Regions from separate parts of the Homo sapiens genome. Here region 1 is linked to region 2. The links are chromatin loops, found by intact Hi-C in ENCODE. Cell type or tissue: mesothelial cell of epicardium. All regions are shown on one strand.

Evidence for each region. A loop is a pair of places that touch in the nucleus more often than their neighbours do. Peaks named below come from ENCODE experiments on the same cell type or tissue, not always from the same donor. Only the 100,000 strongest peaks of a DNase experiment are listed, where the experiment ranks them.
Region 1: a loop joins it to region 2, with 15 times the contacts of the local background. A loop is called at or near these places in 3 of 110 quality-filtered maps.

Annotation. Positions count from the first base shown.
Region 1 is chr13:30,748,024-30,756,023 of GRCh38, forward strand. It overlaps ALOX5AP (arachidonate 5-lipoxygenase activating protein), which reads left to right. Exons shown (of 5, transcript NM_001629.4): 3 at 4,029-4,099; 4 at 7,921-8,000. It overlaps LOC124903146 (a long non-coding RNA gene), which reads right to left and starts at 7,576. Exons shown (of 3, transcript XR_007063743.1): 1 at 7,488-7,576. In mesothelial cell of epicardium, no CTCF peak of the experiment used is centred here; no DNase peak of the experiment used is centred here.
Region 2 is chr13:31,031,562-31,039,561 of GRCh38, forward strand. No RefSeq gene overlaps it. Among named protein-coding and RNA genes, the nearest start is that of LINC01066, 39 kb to the left of the region's middle. RefSeq lists an enhancer at 7,798-7,897. In mesothelial cell of epicardium, no CTCF peak of the experiment used is centred here; a DNase peak (open chromatin) is centred at 4,200.

The DNA.
Region 1 (8,000 bases), 280 kb before region 2:
ATTTTTGTGCCTCAGCCTCCTGAGTAGCTGGGATTACAGCATGCACCACCATGTCCGGCTAATTTTTGTATCTTTAGTAGAGACAGGGTTTCACTATGCTGGCCAGCCTGGTCTCAAACTCCTTACCTCAGGTGATCTGCCCGCCTCGGCCTCCCAGAGTGCTCAGATTACAGACGTGAGCCACTGGTGCCTGGCCTAGACTCACTTTCAAGTGGCATAGACTTGTAAAATTATTTAAAGGTGATAGGTCTACAATGATCCTGTCAATTAGTATTGACACTATTATTAATAAACTGTTATTAATTATATTTACTTACTTTAAATTAATCCAAACTAATTAACGGAACACTAAAGAGTTTCTATGTTTTATTCCCAGAGGTGGAGAAAAATGAAAGGGAATATAGCAACGAATTCTTTTCTCCATAAAAACATGAATAGTGCAGCACATCAAGTTGAACATACCACAGCAAATTGTTGCAAGATCTGCTGAGTAGCTCCTATTTAGACCTCAAGGAATGAGACTCAAAATGGGTTCATCAGTTCTGTTTTGCAGAAAAAATAGCGCAAAATTTCTCAAAAGAAAATCCAGAATAATAATAATTTGTCAATAGGAAAGACATTTCCACTGGGGGTTAAGAAGGAAGACATTGGAACAATGATAGCCACCACTTATTGAATGCTTACTGTGAGCCAGGTGGCACTTCACCTTGTTTCATTCTCACAACAGTCTAGGGAAGTAATTACTAATGTCTCCATCCACCTCTTGTAGATGAGCAAACTGAGGCTCATTGAGGCTAGGAAATGCACCCACACTCACATAGCCCATAAGAGGCAGCCATGGCATTGGGCCCAGACCATGTGAACTTCAAAGACTACACGAGCAGCCACTGGGCAGCTGTCATGGCTAAAGCCACTTGAATTCAGCCCAGCAGCAACCCCCTCTCCAGGAGGGGCACATAAGCTTGCAGCTTTGGGTAGAAGCTGCACTTGAAGTCCTGGATGGCGAGAGGGACTGGCTTGAGCCAGAGCCAGGAACAAGGCTCTGAGAATATTCTGGAAATCCACAGGAGGAACCCATTTTCTTACAGCTGGGAGAATTTCATTCAACTCCAGGCTGACCATGTTTTATTAGGAACGAAGGTGACTTGAACTAATAGTCAGGAATGGTTGAATACGGACCCAATGTCAAATCACTAGGCAGTTCACATTTCTAATGAGCAAATCCCTTAGACAATTAAGAATTTTTTTCCTTTTGCATAACCCAGACAAAATCGCTACTTAAAAACAAACCAAAGACCCGAAACATGAGAAAGAGAAGGAAGCAGGGGAAATCTTTGGTACTAATAAGTTTTTAAACAATAAGAGCACCAGATATTTTACCCCATCAGACACAGAATGTTATTCGAATAACCAAAAAAGGAATTTTTTCTCTAAGTTTCTTGAACTGGAAAATGAATCATATTTTCTCAGTCCTGAGGCTGCAATTTTGTGCCTCTAGTAACATATAAGAATAGATGTGATGCCAGTGCCCAGTAGCTGCTGCAATTGTTACTTGGGGACCTGTTTATTCACTAAGCACTTCACCCCAGTGATAAATTTGTAGGGGCCTCCTGCCCTTTGGAGCTCCTACCGTGTCCATTAGATCAGTGGAAATTCTGGGATTCAGAGCACTTTGCAAGGTCAGCAGGGGTCTGCTCTTTCTGTCCTGTTCCTGGTTTTTGGTTGTGCCTGGATTCCAGGGTAGGTTTCTCATCTGTTACCTTCATAGACTTCTCCAGAAAAGGATCTTTTGACCATCAGAGGACCACGAAGATTCCATTGGTGAGGCGCAGATAACCTGATCTCTCTGGGTTCTCTGCAGGGCACAGATGAAGGGCTGGCCATTCCCAAGTTCTCAGTGGTACCACTGAGGCATGAGACCCTAATGGTTTGCATGAGCAGTTTGAAAATTGCATCTTTGTTTTTACCTATATAATCACATGAAACCCGTGGTTCTCAAACGTCAGCAGGCATCAGCATCACATGGAGGGCTTGTTAAAACAGATTTCTGGGCCCCAACACAGAGTTTTAAATTCTGAAGGCCTGAGGTGGGTGTGAACATTTGCATTTCTAACATGTTCTCGATGCTGCTGCCGCCTCTGGTCCCGAGAGCATGCCTGGAGAACTGCCACCTTCGACCATGGACTGTGAGAATTCACATGGACCTCAGAATTATAATCAGTCTCTCAGTTTTACAGATAAGGAAACTAAATCCAGAGAGATTGTTTTGCCAATGGTGAACAGCTGGTTAAAGTCAGGATGGAGACTTTAATCCTAGTCAAGTGACCTTTCCTCTGTATTTATTTCCCTCCCTTTTTATGCCTCTCAAGTCTAGTTACACTGTTTTTCATGGATGGGCATATTTATTGTCCTGATCTGGACTGCAGACTTCTCAGGAGGACACCTATGATTTAATTTAGTATAGTTGAAGAGTTAACAGACATGGCTTTGGAGACAGACTGATTATGGTGTGAATCCCGGCTTTGCCACTCCCTAGCTGGATGACCCTGAGCAAGTTATTCAGCTTCTCCAAGCCTGAGTTCCTTATTGGAAACATGAGAGCAATTGTGATAGGCAGAATAATGGCCCCCTCACCAATCATGCCCACATCCTAATCCTAGGAACCTGTGAATATGTTATGTTACATGGCAAGGGGAAATTCAGGCAGCTAGCCAGTTGGCCTTAAAATAAAGAGATTATCCTGGATGATCTGGGTAGGACCTGATGTAACCACAAGGGTCTTTTTAATGTGGAAGAAGGAGGCATAAGAGTAGATGTCAGAGTCATTCAAAATAAGAAAGATTTGATGGGCCATCCCTGACTTTCAGGTTGGAAGGAGGTTCTGAGTCAAGGAATACAGGTGACCTCTAGAAGCTGGAGAAGGCAAGGAAATGGTTTCTCCCCTAGAAGTTCCAGAAGGATTGCAGCCCTGCTAATATCTTGACTTTATAGCCCTTTGAGATTTATTTTGGATTTCTGACATCCTGAACCATAGTAAAAGGGTGTTTTTTGTTTTTTTGAGACAGAGTCTTGCTCTGTTGCCTGGGCTGGAGTGCAGTGGTGTGATCTTGGCTCGCTGCAACCTCCGCCTCCCAGGTTCAAGTGATTCTCCTGCCTCAGCCTCCTGAGTAGCTGGGATTACAGGTGCTTGCCACCACACCTGGCTATTTTTTGTGTTTTTAGTAGAGACAGGGTTTCACCATGTTGGCCAGGCTGGTCTTGAACTCCTGACCTTGTGATCTGCCTGCCTCAGCCTCCCAAATTGCTGGGATTACAAGGCGTGTTGTTTTAAGCCACTCAGTTTGTGGCCACTTGTTACAGCAGCAAGAGGAAACTCATACAGTTATCATGTGAACTCACAGGAATATGGTGAGTTAAAAAGAGAGGAAGGGTGCAAAACATCCACGGTAGAGTGAGAACTCTCCAGGGAGTGAGGACTGTGCCCAGCATACAGTGATCACCCTCTTAGTAAGCTAAGTTTCTGAGCACCAGCTTTTTTGAGTTGACTTTGTTGTCTTTAACATTTGAAGATCACCCTTCTTTGCTCAGCCTGGCTTGCAGACCTGGGCTGATTTGTGGATCTGATAGAAAAGTTTCCTTAGTTGGGCTCTTCTCCCCGACCACCCCCATGCCAGTGTGGCCACATCCTCTGTCTGCATTGCTCACTCTTCAATTCCAAGAAGCGCAGGGGCACCGCCAGGAACAGGAACCCTGCCAGAGGAATACATCAAGAAACCAAGTCTCCCTTACGCATCACCGTAGGAACAGAGTTAATGGATTATGAACATGTGTTTGCTTTATACCATTGTTTGTTTCCCAGGTGGCAGCTGGCTGCCCCATCTTATTGGGTAGATGTAAGTGGAATTACGAATGGGATTTATGTTTCATGCACGATGGTGATTATTAACTTCAACTTTCAGGTAATTTTCAGACCACATTGCACTAACTTGGTCTCTGATTGTTTTTCTCCTTGTTTGTTTATTCTGCAGCCAGAACTGTGTAGATGCGTACCCCACTTTCCTCGCTGTGCTCTGGTCTGCGGGGCTACTTTGCAGCCAAGGTAACTCAGACTTCCCTTTGTTCATTCTCCTTCTATAAAGTGCATCTCAAGGAGGTTCAAAGGGCAGGCTTTTTGTTGAAAGGACTTTGCCTGACCTCTGGCTCCCATCTGTGAAGCCCTGGAGAGGTGAGAGCCCTCGGGAGGCCGTGTTTCAGGCATGCTCTGCACCCGTGCAGAGCGCGTGTGATAATGCATTGCTAATGCTTGCTCCCTGGTGGCTGGCTGAGAGCTGCTGTGCTGACAAGGGTGGTTTAAGGCTAAATGTGACTCAGAATCCTTAAGCAGTGTTAGTTCAGATACAAGGGCATTATAAATGAGAGTGCCTGAGGGATCTATTTTGGGACCGCTGTCACTTGGCTCTTCTGCTAATAAGCTTCCAGTGTGGTGGCCCTCCTTCAGGCATGTTTCCACTGAGCCACGGGCTGGATGCCACATCCCCGGCCTTCCCACAGTTATCAGCAGCCCACAGGCTTGACTTGAGCAAGTTGGAAAGACAAATCAACTTCCAGAGTTGATTTAACATTGAGTGGAAATCAGTCATACTTTTGGTCCCCTTTCGGGGCCACGCCTGGCACTGTGCCTGGTGGCAGATCGGCATGAACTGGCCAGCTTCTGTGGCCCTGGAGGGCACAGGCAGAAAGGCCACACTCAGTCCCATGATGAACTGTTTAAGACTTATTGTTGTCTCCCCGCTCTGTAAAGTAGATAGAGTGGATTTTATGTCCCTTATTACCTTTCAGGATACTTTGACTCAGGGAGATAAAGTAACTTGGGTACAGCTACTCAGCTGGTGAAGAACACAGGCAGAATGAGTGCCTGGGTCTTTTGACTTAAAATTCTGGATTTTTCACAAAGATCCTCTTACTTTATTCATTTACATAATAAATATATATTGAAGAGCTACTCTGTGCCAAGCCCTGTGCCTAGATATACAGTGATAAATAAAGAGTAGCTTCTAGAGGTCACCTGGCGGTGAGGCACAGGCCAGCTGGCAAGATGGACCACAGAAGTCAGTGAATGAAGACAATGACAAGGGTGGGAAGCGCCATATGGGAAGAGAACCAAGTTCAGTGATAGAGAGCAGAGGTGAGGCGGCAGCAGAAACCACTTAAGGGACACCACGTGGCACTCCTTCTGTGCTGAGAAGGCTGTCAGTAAGCTCACCATTTATTTCCTATTTTCTCTCCTGAGTTAAATAGGAAACATGTCTCGCATTACTTGAAAAATCAAGTCAAACTATGCTCTTACTAGGAGTTATGGTTCTTTTTATGTCTTAGATGATGCTTGATCTAGATGAATGCGGACTTGCTGTAGCTAGATAAATACAATGGGAGTTTGAAGGTGTTTCGTAGCCCTGGAAATAGGTATTTCCTGTCAAAACAAGCTTTGTCATTGCCAGCAGACAAAAGCATCAGTAACCTTGGTTGATAATCGTCATTTCTTAGGAATAAAGTAGACTGTAGAATTTTTTTTAGCAGAAAGGAAACCCAAAGATAATTCTAGTGCAAATCCCTCACTTTATAGAGCAGAAGCTCAAGTCCCAGAGGAACAAGTGGCTTGAACGAACATCAGAATTTTAGGGGCTGGATTTGTACCCTCCTGGTGCCAGCAGCCCACTTCCCTGCAGGAGGCACTCACCTTCCTTGCACAGGGGTATGAGTGTGGCCATTTTCCACCCATAATCTCTGTTAGCTCATGTTCAATTGGGTTCCCATTGAAAGAAAAATGGACCAGTAAGTTGGAGCAGAATCATTCAGATGGTATAACATAAGGAAAAACTTTGCCCAAGGCAAATCGTGATTGTGACAGCTTTGTGATTTTTAGAGAATAGCATGGGCCAGGCACAGTGGCTCATGCCTGTAATCCCAGCACTTTGGGAGGCCGAGGCAGGCAGGTCACTTGAGGTTGGGAGTTCGACAACAGCCTGACCAACATGGAGAAACCCTGTCTCTACTAAAAATACAAAATTAGCTGGGCGTGGTGGTGCATGCCTGTAATGCCAGCTACTCGGGAGGCTGAGGCAGGAGAATCACTTAAACCTGGGAGGCGGAGGTTGCGGTGAACCAAGATAGCACCATTGCACTCCAGCCTGGGCAACAAGAGTGAAACTCCGTCTCAAAAAGAGTTCACAGTTTCTCTTTTGCTTTGATTTTCTTATCTGCCGGATAACAATAGTATTTTGGAAGGCAGGAGGAATTGTGGAAAGAAATGGGTTTTGGGGAGTGGCTGATTGGAGGCAAATCCAAGGACACTCATTGCTGGTGTGTGACTCCAGGCAGTTACTCAGCTTTTCCAAGCCTCAGTTTCCTTATTGTAAAACAGGACCATGGTCTAGCTAGTAGCATTCCTATGGTGAGTGAAATAATATGTATAAAGCTCCTGACACAGTGCTTGGCATATATCAGATTGAGCCATGTAAAACTGCCAATATCTGGCTATTTATGACCTACAAAAATAGCATTTCATATGATTCCACCTAACATCTGAAGCGCAATAAATGTTATTATTGATAATGCAGGTGGTGGTGATAAAGTTTTGAAATCAGAAAGACCTGGCTTCAAATTCCACGCCTTCACTGGCCTGACTTATTTTCATTCATTTGACAAATATTATTTTGAACACCCCTATGTGCCAGGCACTATGCCAGGCTCAGAGATGATCTAGGAAAAAGACAGATGTCCTCATCTGTCTTAGGCTCTTGTGGCCTAAGCCTAAATTTCCTCGTCTGTCAAATGGTGACAGTAACACACTCCTTACCAGAGAGCTGGGAGGATTGGAGACTCAAGTTCCCAAAACGCCAGGAGCACTGCGGCAGGTGAAAAGTATTCCCTCAATGGCGGAAGTGTTTAAATTGCTTTTATATCTGTAGCTCTAGATAACACTAGTTCCAGCTTAGTTAACTCCCAGCTCCAAGCCTTCAGGACTTCATAGAGTTATTGGGGTGCTGCTCTTGGCAGTTTCCCAAAAAGCTAGAATGCAGAGGGAATCTCCTTCCCAAAAAGCTAGAATGCAGAGGGAATCTCCTTCCCAAAAGGCTAGAACGCAGAGGGAATCTCCTTCCCAAAAGGCTAGAACGCAGAGGGAATCTCCTTCCCAAAAGGCTAGAATGCAGAGGGAATGTCCTTCTCTTCTAAATGGTAGCTGTTAGTTCAAGAAAGGTTAAACATTGTGCTGTGGGGAGGCTCAGGGGTGAAGGGTGTACTTTTAAGAGAACCAGTTTCAGAGCTGGGTTTGGGGTTTAAGCCCTACCCTCTGCCCCCTTTTACGAGCTGACAGCCTTATGCAAGCCTGGTTGACCACCTGAACCCACGTTTCCACATCTGGAAATAGAAATGTGGGTACTAGTTATGTTGAAAGGACTCAGGTTAGATGATAGATATGCAAATACCTTGGAAACCAGGAGTGTCCAGTCTTTTGGGTTCCCTGAGCCACACTGGAAGAAGAGTTGTCTTGGGCCACACATAGAATACACTAACCCTATCAATAGCTGATGAGCTAAAGAAAAAACGTTGCAAAAAAAATCTCATATTTTTAAGAAAGTTTATGAATTTGTGTTGGGCTGTATTCAAAGCCATCCTGGGCCACGTGCGACCCGCAGGCTCCGGGTTGGACAAGTTTGTTGTAAACAATGCCATGATGCCGGCATAAGGTCGTTACCAGTATTAGGAAGGTTCTCAGGTTTCCTCTAGCCCTTGGGCTCTTTTCCTGAAGTGCGTGTGTCTTCTGCTAGATTTTGTGACCAATGTTGATTGCCTAATTGGGCTAACAGCATGTTTTGGTGGCTACGAAACTGACACAGGTGTTTTCATTTCTCCACTTAGTTCCTGCTGCGTTTGCTGGACTGATGTACTTGTTTGTGAGGCAAAAGTACTTTGTCGGTTACCTAGGAGAGAGAACGCAG
Region 2 (8,000 bases):
CCCCTTCCCCTTTGGCCTACCTGGGGATGTCCTCAGCTGTCTGCCTTTGCCTTTTTGTTGGCCCTTCCTGAAGTGCTGTAGACCTCAGTTCCACTTAGCCAACATTCATTCAGCATGCTGTGCGCACCAGACCTCACCGAGTTCAAAGGCCGAGTGAGGAGTGGAGATTAGAGAAGTAAAGAGAGGGCATGAGTACAGCTGGAGTACACATGCAAGCCTGCAACGGAGGTGCTTTAAACTTCAGTGGGCCCTTGAGACCCCCAGGCAGTCACCTACCACTCCTGAGTGTGCTCATGCCAAGTCTATAGTTCCGCTTTTCCTCCTTTCTTACCAAATCCCCAACAATCCTGCTTTCATCTTCCTCTAAGCTGTTGGCCTCATTTCCCACCTCATTGGGAACATCAAAACCATCCAGCAGGAACGTCCACTGGCTTCCACTCCCCCACCCCCCACCCCCACCCCCCGCTGTGCCTACCAGCACCCAGATCACGGACTCCGGTTGGCTATACCAGATGGCCTTTCCACGTTGCATCCACAGCAAATCTCTCCACTCGATCTCAGATCCCAGCGTCTCCCGCCCACTCAAGGGAGCCCTCTTGCAAATCTCCCTTCACTTTCCCTCCTTTCCACTCTCTACTGCCTCCTTCCCACTAGCTAATTAAAATGCTGTTGTTTTTCCCTTATTAAACAAACAAAATTCTTCTCTATCTCCCTTTTTTCAGCCAGCCATTGTCCCGTTTCCTTGTAGCACAACTTCTTAAAAGGATCAGAATCATCCATACGCCGTCTCCCCTGTCTACTCCCGCCACTCCCCTGCCCCCTCTGCCAGGCAGTTCTTTCCAGGGCCTCCAACAACACCATGTTGAAGGTCCGCTGTCAGTTCTCTGAGCTCCTCTCATGAGAACCATCATTTGATCTAGCTGATCCTTGCTAGTTCCTCTCCTTCTCCCTGACCTCTTATCCTTCGAGCGTCTTGGCTTCCATCCTGGTTCTCTTCTCCATCTACACTCATGCCCTCTGGTGATCTCCAGATAACCACCGGTATGCAGGTGGTTCCCATGGTTGTATCTCTAGCGCAGATCTTTCTCCCAGGTTCCAGGCTCATATCCAACTCTCTTCTCACTGTCTCCACTTTGAAGTCTGCCAGGCATGTCCAAGCCCGCAGCAGTGACTGTGGATGGAGGTCCCTTCCGGCCTGCACTCTGCCCCCGACCATGCTCCTCAAGGAGCTCCTGTTACAGCCCACTGGGCCACTCACCTCTTCCCGCACAGGCGAGCAGCTCCCCAGCCAGGAGCGTGGTCACAGCCCACGCAGTATCCACTTCTGACTATGAAAATCCTACCAGTCCCCAAGATCTGACTCAGATGTCTCTGTCTTCGTGGAGCCTTTGCCAGTCCTCTGATCTGGAATTAATTCCTTCCTCTTCTGGGCCTCTGGAGTTCTTCCTTTATATCTCTATTCTAGACATTAGCACTCTCGGTCTTCTATCATAGTCAGCAACATTCATTCCACAACAAATACTGTATGGGACCACTGAGAGCCAGACGCTCTTCTGGGTGCAGGGGAACCTTCAATGTACAAAAGAAATAAGATGTTCTGCTCTCAAGAAGGAATTGTTTGAGTAGAGGGAGAGCGACAATGAATATTAAATATATAAAGATATTATTACATAATGTCATATATTATTATAAAGATATGAATTATATAGTATGTTAGAAATATTTTGAAAATTATATTAGGTTGGTACAAAAGTAATTGCGGTTTTACTTTTGCACCAACCTAATAGATATAAATTATATAGTATGTTATAAAAATATTATCAAGATGTAAATTAAATTACTATAAAGATATACATTATATAGTATGTTAGAAAGTGACAAAAGCAAACAAAAAGGAAAAGTAAGCCCAAGGATGCACTTGTGTGAGCGTCAGTGGAAAGGGCGGGGTTGTCGGCTGCAGTATTAACAGAGATGGCTAGGTCAATGAGAAGGTGTCATTTGAACTGAGACCGTAAGGAAGCAAGAGGGTGAGCCAGGGGACCAAGGGGATACCTGGGGAGAGTAGCCCAGTGAGAGGAACAGCTGGAGCAAAGGCTGGAGTGGGAGCTGCCCTCACCTTGCAAACAGGGCCTCCCGACATTCATGCCCGGGGCCTTCCCCACCTGCCAAGACACCACCCCTGCCCTGCTTTACTACCCCCTGCTTCTCACAGTGACTCCTAAGAGGCAAGTCCTTCCCCCTCTTTTGAGCCTTCTTTATATCAAAGGCGGTAGATGCCACTTGTCTTGCCTTGCCTTTTGGAACAGTGCCTTGCACTGGTTCTGCTTGAGCTGCCCCTCCTCTGCCTCAGGTGCCATCCTTGGCCTTCCCGTGAACCATATTCTCTCAGTATTAAGTATTGCCTTTCATTTTCATGGCTTCAGCCTTGATTTAAGCCCACTTCTTGATGCCACTGGAGTCTACCTCTTTTAGAGACATCCATGGCTCCACACTGAGGCAGGCTGGGGGACCCCTTCCAGCGTGAGCAGCAGCAGCAGAGATCTCCACTGAAGGCCCCTGCTTGCCTTCTGCCCTCTAAACACCAGGGGCATGTCCACAAGGATGTCCTACAGGCCTTTCCAACGTGGAATGCCAAAACATAACGGTGTTCCCCACAAATCCTGCAGTTTTTCCAGTGTTTTCTAGCTCCATGTGTTAGATCAGCTTCCATTTCACTATTCAATTTGGGAACCTTGGAATTCTCTGTGGGTGCCTCCTGTCCCGTACTTCCACTTCCGATCACTGACCTACTCTTGTGGCTTTTGTCCCCTCATTTCTGTAATCCCGGCCCCAGTGTGCATCCCCATCGTTTTACACACATCCTGGCTGATTAGTTCACTGCCTCCTGTCTCTCCTCTTTGCAACTAAGCCCACAAACTCTGGGAAGATCTGATTATGCTTTGTTCAACAACCCTCAACAGATCATGATGGAATCCTGCTTCTATCCCAGTGCATTAAGGCCTTTCTGGACACGGATGACCTGCACTTCCTCCCAGCTTCCTTGAGGTGCAAAAGGGATGGTGTCACCATTGTTTTCTGGTTTTCATCCAAGTTGATGTGAAGACATTTGCTGGCTCTCTCAGGATATGGTAATCACCATGATGCCCCAAATGAGCTTTCTAACAAATGTGAGGAATCTCAGCTGCCCTTCACTGCCTTAGCACAATCAATTGAGTTCAAGTCAAGCACACACTAAGTAAAAATGGCCTACGTTCTTTCCTTGGCTGGGTTATGAGTTGAGAGCATTGAGAGGCCATTTACTTTATTTGGAAGGCTGATGTCTGGAGGAGAAGAATCTAACATCAATGACTAGAGACCCTTCAGATTGATTTATAATCTGACTGGTCCTTCCCTTTCTCATACCTAAAAAAATTACCAATTTGCCCCTTGTAGACAGTGTTCGTCCATCCCTATGTCCGTCACCTTTCATAAGCAAGAGTCAATGATTGTCTCCATTTTGAAGGGAAAACCGAGAGATTTGTTCTGTGCTTTATCCTACTGCATTTCAGAGAGAGAGAGAAAAAAAATGGTTCTTCCAAAAAATCAAAAGCAGTTCCAATACGGAGATGGTAAGATCATTAGAATTTAGAATACCAAGATTTGTCAGAAATGGACTCACTTATCATAAATGCTTTGAAATTGAGGAAAGTTCAAAGAAACAAAATCTGGAGCCAATCCAAACATCGCTGGGTCTCTCCAATTCCCTGGCTCCCTGGTTCTTTCCAGTGTCCATATGCGAACATGCCCTGCATCTGGAGCTCTGTCCTAAGCTCTGTGGAAAATGTCAGGTTATTAGATGTGACAAAATGCTCTCGTGGATCACCCAGCTGCAGCTAGTCGGGTAAAACTTCCTTTTGCTTCCCCTGACTCCCAAATGAGATGGTGTCCTTTGCTCCCTTCATCCATATTCCGATACACAGATTAGCTAGAGATGAGAAATTCCTGAAGAAAGAAGGAAATAATAAGTTTTAAACTGGGCCTCTTTGCATCTTAAAAAGAAATCAAAGATAGCCTCTTTGCAAAGCTCCGTCTTTTTAGACGTTGACCCCCGAAGTGTATTGCTGTTGCTGCAGCACACTGGAACGTTTCAGATGCCTCTAATTCCCAGGATCTGGTCTCCTGCCAGAGCTGCAGAGTGATATGAATAATTTCTGGGCTCCCTTCCCCAGGATGGATGTGTTTCTGGGATTTTTTTGGCAGACATGCCATCGGAGTCTATCTCTCTTAGAGAAGTCAGCGGCTTTGCACTCTGAAGCAGGATCGGAGACTCCTTTCGGGATGAGCAGCAGTGGGGCAGAGATCTCCACTGAAGGCAACTCTTTCCATTTTTCAGCAGTCTTGTTGTGAGAAAAATATGCCAGTTCCCAGGGGCAAAGATTCCTAAAAGATACACCAGGGATGCAACCGCTGTACGTTGTGCCTGATTTTAATGTAATGTAGCAAGTGTGAATCTCAGTCCCTAACTTTAGGTATGCAAGAAATAGAATTTGCTTTACTTTCCTAAACTCAAGTTCATTTTTATTTTGAGTTCCCACCACCCACCATAATATCAGTCATTTCGGGGGTTCCCTCACCGATGTTGTACAATGGTTCTGGGATCCCATGGTGGAAGCCATCTGATCTTCATCCCGAGCCACACAGGGACTTTGGGCCCTATGGCTGTCTCTGAGCCAAGACTCTGCACAAGGCTGCCCCTGGCACTGTCTGCCTCAAGCCCACACAGTCACTCCTCCTTGGGGACTCACTGCCCCCAGCAGCCCTTTTGGGAAGCTGAGACTGGATACCCACTGCCCTCTCTTCCTCCTCGTCCTGTGTGGCTCCTCTCCTAGTGGTAACCTTTCCCCAGCCTAGGGGGGCTCTGTTTTAATTCTGGGGAAAATCTTCCTCCCTTGTGCTTTTTTCATACCACTCTGTCCCTGCCGCATGGCTCACTGGAATGTCACCTTCTCAAAGAGGCCTTTTCTCACCACCTCTATGCAGATACACTCTGCACACTACCCCACCCGGGCCCAGAGCTCCTTATAGCCCACACCCTGCTTTATTTATCTCCATGGCACTCTCCATCACCTGACACACAATCTATTTATTTGGTAATTTATTTATGATGTGCCTCCCCTCATCAGAATATAAGTAATGTGATAGTAAGGGCTTTATCTCTTATATCCCAAGGGCCTACAGCAATGCTGGGCTTATAGTGTCGGTTCCGTAAATATTTGCAGAATGAAGGAATGAATGGATTTGGGCGTGTGTCTAGCTGTGCCAGACATTGTGCTAGGCACCAACATTCATCCAACTGGGAGCAAGGCCATGAGTGAGTGAGGCTGCAGCCCTGAGCTTGGCTGAGTGGTGACTGGGACTCAGAAGTCCAGGAGGCCACAGTAGTGTGTGCGTGTAGTTGGTGTATTAGTCTGTTCTCACGCTAATAAAGACATACATGATACTGGGTAATTTATTTAAAAAAAAGAGATTTAATTAACTCACAGCTCCACGTGGCTGGGGAGGCCTCAAAATCATGGTGGAAAGCCAAAGGCACATCTTACATGGCGCAGACGAGAGAGAATGAAAACCAAGCAAAAGGGGAGACCACTTATGAAATCACCACATCTGGTGAGACTTATTCACTAACACGAGAACAGTATGGGGAAAACCGCCCCCCAGGATTAAATTATCTCCCACAACTCCCTCCCACAACACGTGCAATTTTTGGGAACTACAATTTAAGATGAGACTTGGATGGAGACACAGCCAAACCATATCAGTTGGGGAGGGAGTAGTGGGAGTACTGGGTCCAAGAGAGGGAGCCCTGCAGCCTCCAGGACCAGCTGTGATAGTGGCCGAGGCTGACCATGGCGTGTGGCTTGGAGGCTGAGCAGCCAAAGGTGAATGACTGTTACCCTGAGGAATCAGGGTGCAGCATCCAGGCCAGACACAGCGCATTCAGACGGTGCGGGACTCTCATGTAGAACAGACTCACGATGATGAGGTACTGGCCTGGGAGCTGATCAGGACACAGCTGTAAACACACAGAACTTTGTAAAGCATGCTTTCTCAGCAAGTCTCTTCCACAAACAGATACAGACCCTGTTATTAGTGCTGGGCCTACGGCAAAGAAAGAAACAGATAAACCCTATGCTCACAGAGCTCGCATTATAGTGGGCAGAGACAGGCACTATACAAAACTAACAGGGGTATGCTAGAGAGTGAGGGCTAAGGAGAAAAAATGTGGCATGGGAGGAACGAGATAGCAGGTGAATGGGGACCAGGCGGAGCTCTCTGGGCAGCACCGAGGTAGGACTGGGGGAGAGCAGCGATGCACTACAGAGCTTCCAGGCACGTCCAAGAGGCACACAGGTGGGACGCAGCTGGTGTGTGCAAGGAGCTTGCATGGCCAACCTGGAAGTGAGCAAACACATCAACAACAGAGATCCACGTAGCCTGTGATGGGGCCAGCACTGTTCTGGGCACTTGGGATATGTTCACAAAGAAAGTAGACAAGAACCCCTGCCCCAGTGGAACCTGCCGTAAACAACAAGCCATTCTCGTAACATAGGGTCACACAGGAAGGTAGGACATGGTGAGTGCTATGAGGAAAGAAAGGCCAGGGAAGGGCATTAGACATCCAGGATGGTCAGCGCATGTGACCTGGGACAGTAGGAGCCGTTAGCATGGAGGGAGGAAGTGAAAGCCATGTGCTAATGAATGTATTCGCCAACGGCTTACAGGTAGGTGGTGAGGGCTGAACGCGGGCACGAGAGCCTGGGGAGGCCATGGTCAAGTGCAGCTTCTAGGAAGATGAGGCCCAGCATTTCCACTGGCTTTAGCAGCATGGATGTCACTGCTGACCAGCAAGACAGCTTTTGCAGAAGGCGGGGACAAAGCTTGCTGAGAATACTGTCAAGAAAACAGAGGGAAGGGAGAAAGGAGACAGCAGCATGAACCTCTTTCTCAAGTGACTTTGCCATAGGAAAAAAAAAAAAAAAAGACAGAGAGAAATGCCCTGATAGTTGGATGGGAAGGGGGTCAAGGTCAAGACAAATTCTTTTTTCTTTCCTTCCTCCCTTCCTTCCTTCCTTTCTCTCTTTCTTTTTCTCTTTCTTTCTTCTTTCTTTATTGAGACAGGGTCTCACTGTCACCCAGGCTGCAGTGCAGTGGTATAATCACGATTCACTGCAGCCTCTACCTACTGGGCTCAAGTGATCCTCCCACCTCAACCTCCGGAGTAGCTGGGACTACAGGTGTGTGCCACAACACCCAGCTAATTTTCTTATTTTTGTTGTTTTTGTTGAGATGCAGTCTAGCTATGTTGCCCAGGCTGGTCTCAAACTCCTGGGCTCAAGAGATTGTTCCATCTCTGCCTCCTGAAGTTCTGGCATTATAGGCATGAGCCACCGCCCCCAGCCTTTCTCTTTTCCCCAGTGGCAGGAATACAGCATGCTTATGTGCTGATGGGAAGATCTGGTAAAAACTGGAAAATCAAGGATGCAGGAGAGTAAGGGGATAAACGCCAAACAGGTATTTCTTGGGTAGGCAAGAGGGCTGTGCTCCCATGCACAGTGGAGGGCTGGCCTCAGGAAGGAGCAGGGCTGCTCACCTGGAGGGACCCCAGGGAAGGCTGAGCAGCGGTCCAGGTGCAGGCATGTGTGCCTCTGTGGTGGGGCCTGGTGCAGCTTCTCTTTTGAGGGCCTTGGGTTTTGTGATGACTTAGGAAGCAAGGTCTCATCTGAGAATGGGAACTGGGGAACAGGTGTTGGAGACTTGCAGAGAAAGGAGGAAGTGAAATGGTCTTGGAAAGTGGGAGAGGACAGACGGCTGCCAGGAAACAGTGAGAACCTATTTGTGGTTTGTGGTCACGAATTTAAAGTCATACCACTCAGCACAGTTCTGAGGTTTTTCTCCGACCACATTTTCACATGAATTCGGGCATGAGGTAGGTGGAAAGTCAGAGTTAAGCAGGGGTGATG